Regions from separate parts of the Homo sapiens genome. Here region 2 is linked to region 1. The links are chromatin contacts, found by Hi-C in ENCODE. All regions are on one chromosome and are shown on one strand. Each heading gives the region's core, a stretch centred on a gene start or an enhancer-like site at or near the end of the contact. The rest is flanking DNA. Distances are from core to core; before and after follow the strand shown. Region 1 overlaps LRMDA (leucine rich melanocyte differentiation associated). Region 2 has its middle 110 kb from the start of KCNMA1-AS1.

What was found. A loop is a pair of places that touch in the nucleus more often than their neighbours do. Pooled maps may share reads with other maps.
Region 2: a map of heart right ventricle shows a loop between it and region 1 (6-fold over the local background). The contact joins two enhancer-like sites. A Hi-C loop is called at or near these places in 8 of 168 maps with a recorded cell type or tissue (Right ventricle myocardium inferior, cardiac septum, heart left ventricle and 2 more) and 10 of 50 pooled maps.

What each region holds. Positions count from the first base shown.
Region 1 is chr10:76,434,773-76,439,841 of GRCh38, reverse strand. All of the region lies in intron 6 of LRMDA (leucine rich melanocyte differentiation associated), which reads right to left. Among named protein-coding and RNA genes, the nearest start is that of KCNMA1-AS1, 450 kb to the left of the region's middle. Within about 2 kb of position 2,930, at least 4 of the 41 ENCODE cell types and tissues checked have a DNase peak (open chromatin) inside an H3K27ac peak, as active enhancers do; they include heart left ventricle and heart right ventricle, where a contact is called at or near this core.
Region 2 is chr10:76,771,948-76,777,143 of GRCh38, reverse strand. No RefSeq gene overlaps it. Among named protein-coding and RNA genes, the nearest start is that of KCNMA1-AS1, 110 kb to the left of the region's middle. Within about 2 kb of position 2,088, at least 3 of the 41 ENCODE cell types and tissues checked have a DNase peak (open chromatin) inside an H3K27ac peak, as active enhancers do; they include heart left ventricle and heart right ventricle, where a contact is called at or near this core.

The DNA of each region.
Region 1 (5,069 bases), core at 1,681-4,180:
TGAGATTTCAGATATGACACTATTTAGAGGGAAACCCCAAAAGATATTCCCCACCCATACGCCTGCATTTAGCACAGGGGACTACCACTGTTACCATCCATCCCTGCTGGCACCTCTCAGAAGCACTGGGTGCAGGCGCAGTGGCACTTTGAGAGCCTGCAGCCAGCAGTGAGGATCAAGGAGCACTCCTGATCTTCTTGTCTAATCCTGAGATCACTCAGCCAGCTTGGTCCTGTGGTTCAAACTCACTTGAGTGAGGTTAGGAGCTCACTGAATTCTTTCTAAACTTCAGAGACAACACCTTTCCTTTGTGTTAGTTTAGGCACATCTTCTAACTGGGCGCTTTCCCTGCTAAGGATCAAGCAGTGCAAGGAGAGAATGGTGTTTTTGAATCAGAAGAACAGATTGTGCATGAACCACCATGCACCCTCAACCCAACCACAACCCAGGCAAGCATTAAGTAATTGGCCCTAATTAGCAAAACTAATGGCAATATTAGGAAACAAGCTGATGGTAGACATTTAAATGTCACAGATATGTCTTTGAGCTTTCCTGTCTCATAAAACCTTCCCTGAAATTTAAAAAAATTCTCTTTGGGGCTTGCTACTGCATTTCTTTTAGAGTCTGAACTCTCCCTCTGTGCTTTTGTGTCACAGAGATAATAATAGACCTGGAGAGAAATGTGTATGTTTGTCTTTGTTAGATTCAAATTTAATTTAGGTAAAATATTAATGGACTAAGCAGCCAAAAATTAATTTCACTCATGTTTATATTTTACAAATCAAATACTGAGTTCAACTACTAAGTATTCATCATAAGCTTACTTATTTTAAATTTTCATCATAGTTCACTTAGGCTCAATTTTGACAACACAGTGTATGTACATATGGCAGGTATGCACATATACATTGTCTAAACATGTATCTCTAAATTGCCAGAAATTTGACAAACTTTATTAAAAAAAAGAGTCTGCATGTTTGAATCATCCAAAAGCCATCTGAATACACATTAACATATACATTTGGATTCAAATTTATGAAACGGCATGAGAAATAGCTTTCTTAACTCCACAGTAATAAAGAATCGAGAAACAGATATTTTTTCAATTTCTTCCCATTACATTTTATGTCCACATTTAGATGTATCTGGGAAGATCTCTAAACTGACACCACTGTGAGAGGCCCCTGGGATTCACAAATATCATTTCCATGACACTCAGAAAACGGGGGAAAAGAGGAAAATGTGAGCGGTGATAAATTGGAGCTAATCTCTTTCTGCCACAACCTGAAATGATACTTGGCCAGGTAATCTCCCCATCCTCCATGCTGTAATAAGAGCTTGTCTATCTCTCCCAGATGCCCAACCCGAGTACTAGTATCTCCCACAAATGCTTGTACTAGAAATTTCCTAATGGGATTCCAAGGCTCTGAAAGAAAGAGAGAAATGAAAAATAATTCTGTCATGCAATGAGTATTGTAAGTTTAAAGAATAACCAAAGCCCAGTGTTTGAGGCCTGCTATAAAGAAAACAAATAACGGATTCTTTGGGGTCATAAAGCTCAATCAACCATAAAACACACAGAGAGCCTCTGATGAGGGTCCTGTGAGCCTCCTGGAGCTCTATTCAGTGTGATGCTGGGCCCTGACCCGCTGCTTATATCCCCTCATGTCCAAGCAATGAGATTCTTCCTTCTACATGTGAAAAGCACAGATGCCAAGGGTTCTCAGGCTTCCTGCATCACCACACGTCTGTGTTTTGATAATGTCTTTGGGCATATGTGATCTCAAGGACACTTCTGTTTCACACTAAGGGTAAGTGAAGCCCCATCAATAACAGAGAGTTGCCGCTGACTAGGTGAGTGACTTGCGATAAGTCACTAGCTTCCCTGCTCTTCAGTTTCCTCATCTGAAAATCAGTGATACAACCTACCTTATGGTTGTTATGAGGACCAAATAAAATAAACAGGTAAAGCCACTTGGCGAAGGACTGGCTCAGAGGAAGCTTTAGCAATGACCATCATCCCTTAGGTTGGTGGAAGAAGCAGGACTGACCCAAAGGCCTTGTTTGTTACAAATTCAATCAAATGAGCATCCCAAAGTAGGTGAGGAGAGGTGGTGAATGCACCCATTCTGCTCTTCCCAGGGCTCCTTCCGGAAAGGTTTTCCTGGTTCCTCTGCTGTCACATTTTCTGTTGCACTTTAAGCCTTGGTGTGAATGTCACTGGATTCTGGGCATTGTCTTCTCTTGCCTGACTGTCTTATTTTACTCTTGTTTACTGTTTTCCTCACCAGATGTACACACCTGAATTCAGGATTTACCCAGAGAAGCCTGCCCAGAACTTTGAGCACAGTAGGTCCTCAATAAACATTTCCTAGGGGGCTAACTGAAAGGAAAACAATCAAAACAAAACAATAAAATTAAGGTGTTGGAAGAAGCTGTGCTCTTATCTTGGCTCTGGCAACAGATATCTCTTTAACCTTGGAAAATTTCTTTGGACATCAGATTCTTCATCTATAAAGATAATCTCCAGTTTCCTTTGTGGCTCTAAAATTCTCTAACTTGAAGAAAAACAGCTGCAAAAGGATTCTTTGTTATCTGGTCTGCTAAGCTGTTCAGGCAGAGGAATGAGACCAGCTGAGCCTGGATCCATCGCTGTGTCCAACTTTTTAAACTCAAGTTCCTTCTATTTCTTCCAGCTGTTCTTGCTGGTCCTGTTTTATTTATTTATTTTTTTAGACTATGCAAGTTCAAAGCAATGAGCCCATTGCTATGATTAAAAGACCACTGGGTCTGTGCCATCACTATCTGACAGGGCTGGAACCAAAAGCTCTGCACACCAAGAGGAGAAAATGTGTTCACAAACCAGAGAAGTCCTGTTTGAGGAGTGGGAAGGGACTGGCAGCTCAGGTAGGTGGAGGGAGAAGGAAGGTGGGCGACACTGGCTCTGGCTGCAGTCTCCCCTAACAAAGCCCCATCCACCTGACCAATTGAAGGCTTGGCCAGAGTTATGAGTTTTCTAAACTCAATCAGAACACAGCCTGCTCTGACCTATAGAAGGTCACTCAACCGTACTGAATACTTGTCAGCATTCCATGGCTAAAGATAAAGTGAATGGACGTCCAAGACAGATTTAGAAATGTCCCTGTATATCCCTGGAACCTGTGAGCATCTGTCTGGGTGTGAAGAGCACAGGGGTGGATTTCCCTTCCCTGAGCACCGATGCTCTCCGCATAGGAACCTGTAGTGCCTGCTCCAAAGCCAGCATCTTGTCACTGTCACTCAGCAGCTTGAGAAGCAAAGGCACAGGGAGTGCCACACCTCCCTGCACAAGGGTTCACTTTGAAACCCGTAGAGAAGGTGAGGGCAACAGCATGAACAGCCTGACCTGCAGGTGGCCCAGCCCACATTCCACAGGGCTCATGTGGAACCCCAAGTGGCCTGGGTCATCACAGCCATCCTAGGAGGGCAACACAAGCCTGGTTTCATTTTCCACCCTTTCACCATTTACAGTCCAATGACAATGGAGTCTTTTCTTCACACACTTATTTTTCACTCACAGAAAGCATTAATGACTCTGCATTTATTAATATACTCCACATTTGTCCCTGAGCACTGTGGGAAGCGGGAGCCAGCCTCTATTTCACTAACTCTGCCACCAACCTCTACTCATCTGCTTCTCACATGAGAACATCAGAGACATGGTTCCAAGGCCCATCACCACAGAGCTGGGCTCTCAACCCACCTCTGGCTCCTCTCAGCATACAGAACCAATATCATGTTTTCATATAACTAAAGCCTAGCGTGTCCTTTTATTTCTGGAGCAACAGATTTAAAGTAAAAACTGGGGAAATAACCAATATCCCAAAAATTAAAGCATTTTGCTTCAGCCCAGTTTCTCCCTAACCCTCACAATCCATCTGGAATGTAGGCTTTCTTTTTGTCATCTGTTCGGTCTTTTTATCATTATCCTTTGCCAGAAAGATAAGTGTTAGCAGGACCTATGAGAGACCGAATCTTCATTCCTGAACTTTGCTTCTAGATAATGGCTTTTTGCTTCTGGATAATGTCTTCTGAGAACTGCTATGGCCTAAGGTACTGATGACCCAAGCACCAACCCCTCTATGAGCATGGCACTTGGGACATTTGTGTGAAGAGTATTCACCAAGAATAAGATGAGCGGGGGTGATTCTATGAAGTCTTTCAACTTCTCCCAACCCAGAAGGCAGTGTGACATCAAAAATGTAATCAGTTGCTGACCCAGACATTGTCTCCTTTTGGTTATTTCTTGTTTTAGCTTCTCTGAAGAGCAGGAAGACAAAGTGCTTGACTTATAAAACCACTCTTGATTCAGAGTCATGGGTAGCCTTCTCAGTCCCCTCCACAGAGGGAAGCCTCTCCCTTCTGCTCTGAGAGGTAACATGCCATGGCCTCAGATGACTGCATCAGCCTCTAGTGGCCTGTCTGAATCTAAGCAGCTTCTGGGGCCTCATGAAAGAGAAACTTGGGGTGAGAACATTGGGAAGGACTGAAAGGCCACATCTTGGCAAGGCCAAGTTATAGTTCTGCCAATGCCTTCCTGTGTGGCCTGGAGAAGTCACTTCATCTCCTCCAGAGCCTCAGTGTTCTCATTCACAAAGAGATGTGCTTGGGCCGATAATCTCTAAGCTCCTTTGCAAGTGATATATTCAATGATACTTTCCCTTCCTTAAGTACTGGGAAGGACTATGTCATATAGATTATTCTTAGTTTATCTAAAAAACTAAGTAGATTACCAGAGAATGGTCTAGTTTATGGGGCAGAAACGTGGCAGGGTGGGAGGGAAGGATAATCCAGGCTGTGTTTCATGAGAAACTTAAGAATAAGAAGGGTCTGTATCTTAATTACCTCTGTAAACCCAACTCCTAACACAGTGCCTGGCTACTGGCATTAATGAAGAGTTGTTTGATTAATCTACAAATGAATACAACTCAAAAGCCAAGCAGACACTTAATGGTTGGGTGGCAGTGTGTGCGTGTACAGGTAGGTATACACATTCACACACACATACATATATCCATACCATTTATCAC
Region 2 (5,196 bases), core at 839-3,338, 340 kb before region 1:
GTTGGCTTAAATTATTGACATTACTTAAGAGCATAGACTCAGGAGCCACACTGCCTGGGTTTGAATGTCATATCTGCCACTTACTAGTTCTAAGACATTGGTTAAATCATTAAACCTCTCTTTGCCTCTGTCTTCTCATCTGTAAAATGGGGATAATAACAATACTTATATTCATAGTATTGTTATGAAAATTAAATGTGTTAATATTTGCAAGGCACTAAAAAATGTTCCTGGTATGTTATAGGTGTTATATATGTGTTAAATACAATTTTCTATAAATGTATGAGGTAAAACTAGGAATGAAATCTTTATGCATATAGCTTTTGGGTGTAAAAACAATTGGAAAACTACTCAGCTATAAGGCAAAATAATTTGAAAATTAAGACAAAACTAGGAAGCAAGTAAAATTGAAGTTTACAGTGTTAATTCAATGTGACGAATCATGCTTTTGTTTAAACAAAATCATAGAAGTTGTCGTTAATTACATAAAGATTTAGACTCAGATCTAGTTCTACAGTGAATTTGCTTCTGTATTTTGACTCTAGTAATAATAATGCAGAGGAAGTCTCTGTGCATGCATAGTAAGCTTTTCAGAATGCTATGAATACTTTTAAGACTTTGTTTGCTAATTCAGAATAATCAGACCTCATTCTTTATCAGCACTCAATTAGTGAGCAGTCCTGGAATGCCAATTTTAATTAAATGTCATCATTACATTATTAGCCCCTGCATGAAATTGTTCTCTAAATCACAAAGTTGCTCAAGTCAGAAATTTGGAGGCCATTCCTGATTTCAACCTCTTTATTCTAATCCTTGAACTGAGCAAATCTTGACAAGTATTTTTTGACTCTGTCTTTTTCTTACCTACCTTGACACCAAAGGTGGCAACCATTTCTCTGGGTTTCTGCCAAGCCTCCTAACTACTCTCCCCCTCCACTCTCATGCTCCCAATTTTTCTCCTTAAAGAAGTTTACAGAAACTTTAAAAATATAAATATTATCCTATCTCTGCTGACCAAACTAAACTCTGATCAGCTCCAGGGCCTAGCATTGAAGGCAATGTACCACCTCTCCAACCTGTCTGAAGCCATCCCCCCTCATACACTACCCCAGCCATGCTGGCTTGCATTAATTTCCTTCCCAGGTAGTCAAGAATTTGCAGGCCTTGCAGCCTTTGCCCATGATCCATGATCCTTCTCTCTGTGGAATGTTCATTCCACATGGCTGGGTTTTTCTCTTCCTTCAGATGTCTGTGTAAAAGCTATGTCCTCAGAGAGGCCTTCACAAGCCTTTCTAATGACATTATTCCTGATCCCAGTTCATTATTCTCTATCACATGGTATTCATTTCCTTTATAGCATGTGTCACAAATTATAACCATAGTGATAGGGACAGGAGACAGGGAAATTCTGGGCAGATGAAGGAGGGTCCCTGGCCAGGATCCCACCCTCAAGCCAAAAGGCCTAATACCACCGTCCAAAGTGAGAACTTGCATCCTTGTTTTTACACTCAAATGTTGCCTTTTCCAAAACCACCCATGACCCCACTCTGCCCCACCCCCCATCCTGTGCCCATAAAAGCCCCAGGCTCAGCCAGTGGAGAGAGTAGAAGCAGCTGGACATTGGAAACTATGGTTTGATGTCAGAGAGAAGTGGCTTGAATTCAGAGGGACAGCTTGATGGCATAACTTCTGAGAGGAGTCTGGCCAGGAATGGCCAAACTCCAGGGGAAGATTACCTTCCCGCTCTGCCCTCTTTTCATTTCCCCTTCCCACCAAGAGCCGCTTTCATCAGTTATAAAATCACCTTCATTCACCACCTTCAATTTGTTCATGTTACTTCATTCCTCTTGGAGACTGGCCAAGAACTTGGATGCCATGAGTGTCAGAGCAAAAAGCTGTCACACTGACCCTCCACTGAGCTGTTAACACTTAAGCCATCTGCAGACAGCAAAGCTAAAAGGGCACTGTAACACTTCCTCTGGGCTTCGGGTGTTGCGAGCACCCTCCCCTAGATGCTGCTGAGGGGCTGGTACAGAGTATGCCCTTGCCAGTGCCCAAAAGCACTCACACCAGCTCCTGCACTTGCTTATCTGTGCTCCACCTCCCACAAGGGGTGGAGCAGTGAGTAAGTGAAGCTTGCCCCTGCCAGCACCCATGAACTCCAGTTCCTGCCCTTGAAGGGTCAGGAAAATATGCTGCTTTGATAGGCTTATTTATTTGCTTATTTACTTTTCATTCCCTTTGTGAAAATGTCGGCAAACTAAGCCCAGGCATCAAGGCAGATTCATGTACCTATGAGTACCCAATACATGGCACAATATCTGGCACATAGTAGGCACTTTAAAATATTTGATGAATAAATGTTTACTCTAAATCCATTATTGGTGGAATTCAGATCAGAAGAGTTCATCACATATTTACGACTACATTAACTCCAAAATGTACTTCTTCAAGTGGTCCATATAGATAGGGTTTTGGTAATACATCTTTTTGAAATGTGAATACAGAATCTTGGGCCATGGTGCCAGTTTTTTGTTTTTGACACATTGTATTAGTTTTATATGGTTGCTGTATCAAATCACCACAAATTTAGCAGGTTACAACAACCCAACTTTATTCTTCTACAGTTCTGTCATTCATAAATCTGACATGGATCTCATTGAGGTAAAATCAAGATGTCAGTAGGTCTACAATCTTTTCTGGAGGCTCTAGGGAAAATCAATTTCCTTGACTTTTTAGCATCTAGAGGCTGCCCACATTCCTTGGCTAATGGCCCCACCCCTCCACCTTCCAAGCCAGCAATGGTGACTTGAATCCCTCTTACTTTGCCTGTCTTTCACCCTTATTTGGTCAGGTATCTCTTTCTGACTTCAGCCAAGAAGGATTCTTCACTATTTTTTTTTTTTTGAGATGAAGTTTCACTGTTGTTGCCCAATTCTCCACTTTTAAGGAGATTACATGATTAAATCAGGCCCACTAGAATAAATCCAGGATAATATCTCTGTCTCAAGGTCTGTGACTTCAATCTTATCTGTAAAGTCCCTTTGTCACTTAAGTAACATTCCCAAATTCTGGGGCTAACTCAACTGTCTCAGCATTATTTTCTGCTTAAGTGACTATAAAACCTTCAGTCCTCAGGTATGCTATAATGTTTTCATTATCCTGAAATTATCATAAACACACAGCATAAAATGGACCCTAAAAGCAAGTGGATATCCTTACCATGTGGTCATCCAGATAGCATGGGATATCTGTATACAAATATATGGGTGCGTAATCAAACCACAATGTTCAAAAATGCTCCTTCATCTACAACAGGAATAAACCTTGAGAACATTATGCCAAGTGAAATAAGCAAGTTGCAAAACAAATACTGTATGATTCCACTCATTTGAGCTAACTAAAGTAGTGAAAATCATAGAAACATAAAGTTAGAATGGTGGGCTCCATGAGCTGGGGAGAAGGGGGAATGGGGAGTTATTGTTTAGTGGGTATGGAGTTTCAGTTGGGCAATATGGAAAAATTCTGAAGATAAATGGTGGTGGTAATGGTGACACAACAACGAGAATGTACTCAATGCCACTGACCTGTGCACTTAAAAATTGTTAAAATAGTAAATTTTATATTATGTGTATTTTATCTCAATAAAAATATTCCCCTCGCAAATGTATGAACTCCTGAGAACATATATATTCAGACCCATGGGGTTAGAGTCCCTAGTTTGAGTAACATGGTGTATCATACATGCTTATAATCATTGAGAAGACGAAATAAGAGGGGTGTTGCATGGGAGGGCTACTTACAGAAATGTAGGGCTGCCATACTTCCTACCTTATTTTCAGGTACTCACTCATACGTGCACCTCTTTTTGTATTTCTGTTGGACAGAACCTAGAATTACCTGTTGGTAGGATAAAGTTCCTCAAAAGTGGAGATTTCACCCCATTTATCCTATGGCTTTTTGAGTTCCAAACTTGATGTTCCAGTCAAGTCTAACCTGGAAGCTTCTTTCTCAAGGTATCTGTTATGATATGGCCTGGCTCCTCAATGGTCCAAATCAATGTATTTCACCGTTAGTGAGATAAGCATCTTAATAAAGTGCTCCACTTATGGGCTCTGGATTTAGGGTCATCCTTATCCCCACAACAGAAATGCCTGCTGTGATGACCTGTGGGCCATCAACCCTTAATTGAGTTGTGCATACTCTATACTTAAAGCACAAATCATGGAACACCAGCATATTATGAGAAATGACCAAATTCAACTTCCTTGTTTTGCATATTGAAAAACCAATGCTGAGCTTCCCAAAGAGAACAAGAACCTGAGGACATCACCCTTCTTGGAGCATCTCTGTTGAGTGGAAAGGGTAAACTTGGAAAGTCTGTCTCTTTTTGCTAAGGGCACTGCAGTTTAGTTCAAGACACTCTGGGATGATCCCAGGATGTCCTCCCTTTTTCTCCATGACCTTGGTTCAAAGGTGGGGGCCTTTCTTGACTCCTTGGTTAATGCAGAGGCAGATCAGACCCTTCTATCCTCTCTGCTCCCAGGCTGTTCAGGCCACCAAGCTGCCTCAGCCTTTATCATAGGTCGGTGCATGTGTTTATATGTCCATTTCCTTCTACTGAAGATTTCCCAAATGATATAAATAAATGTCTTTCCAACAAAGAGAGTCTGTGGTCAACTCATTGTTGAAATGCAGAGTCAATGAGGTCTCTCTAGGACTTCTTAGCACATTGAATATGCCTTTGTGCATTGTGGATCTCCATCAGGGTAATAGGTGGTAGGTAGAAATTCACACATTTTTGACCCAGAAACTTCTGTTGTTAGGGCATAGCAGGTGGCCCCTTGAAAAATACTGCTTTATCTCAGTTTGAATGCCCTGTACCCAGTTATCATGTGTTAGTCTTCTTTGTGCCCAAAACATATAGCACTACACTGAGTACATGACAAGTTAGGAAACATATTTAACGAAAAAAAGAGTCAAGTTATGTATTTTTTCAAATTCTCAATTTGTTCATCTTAGACCTAAGATTAAATGTTATTTTGCTTGGTGGTTTTAAAGTGTTGGAAAGGAGGAGTATTTGAATGAACATAAATTGATAAACTGGAAAACACTTGGTATAGTTTGTGTTGCCATCAATATCACTACTACCACTATCATTCTATTACTACTAATAAGTGATTCATGGAGAATTAT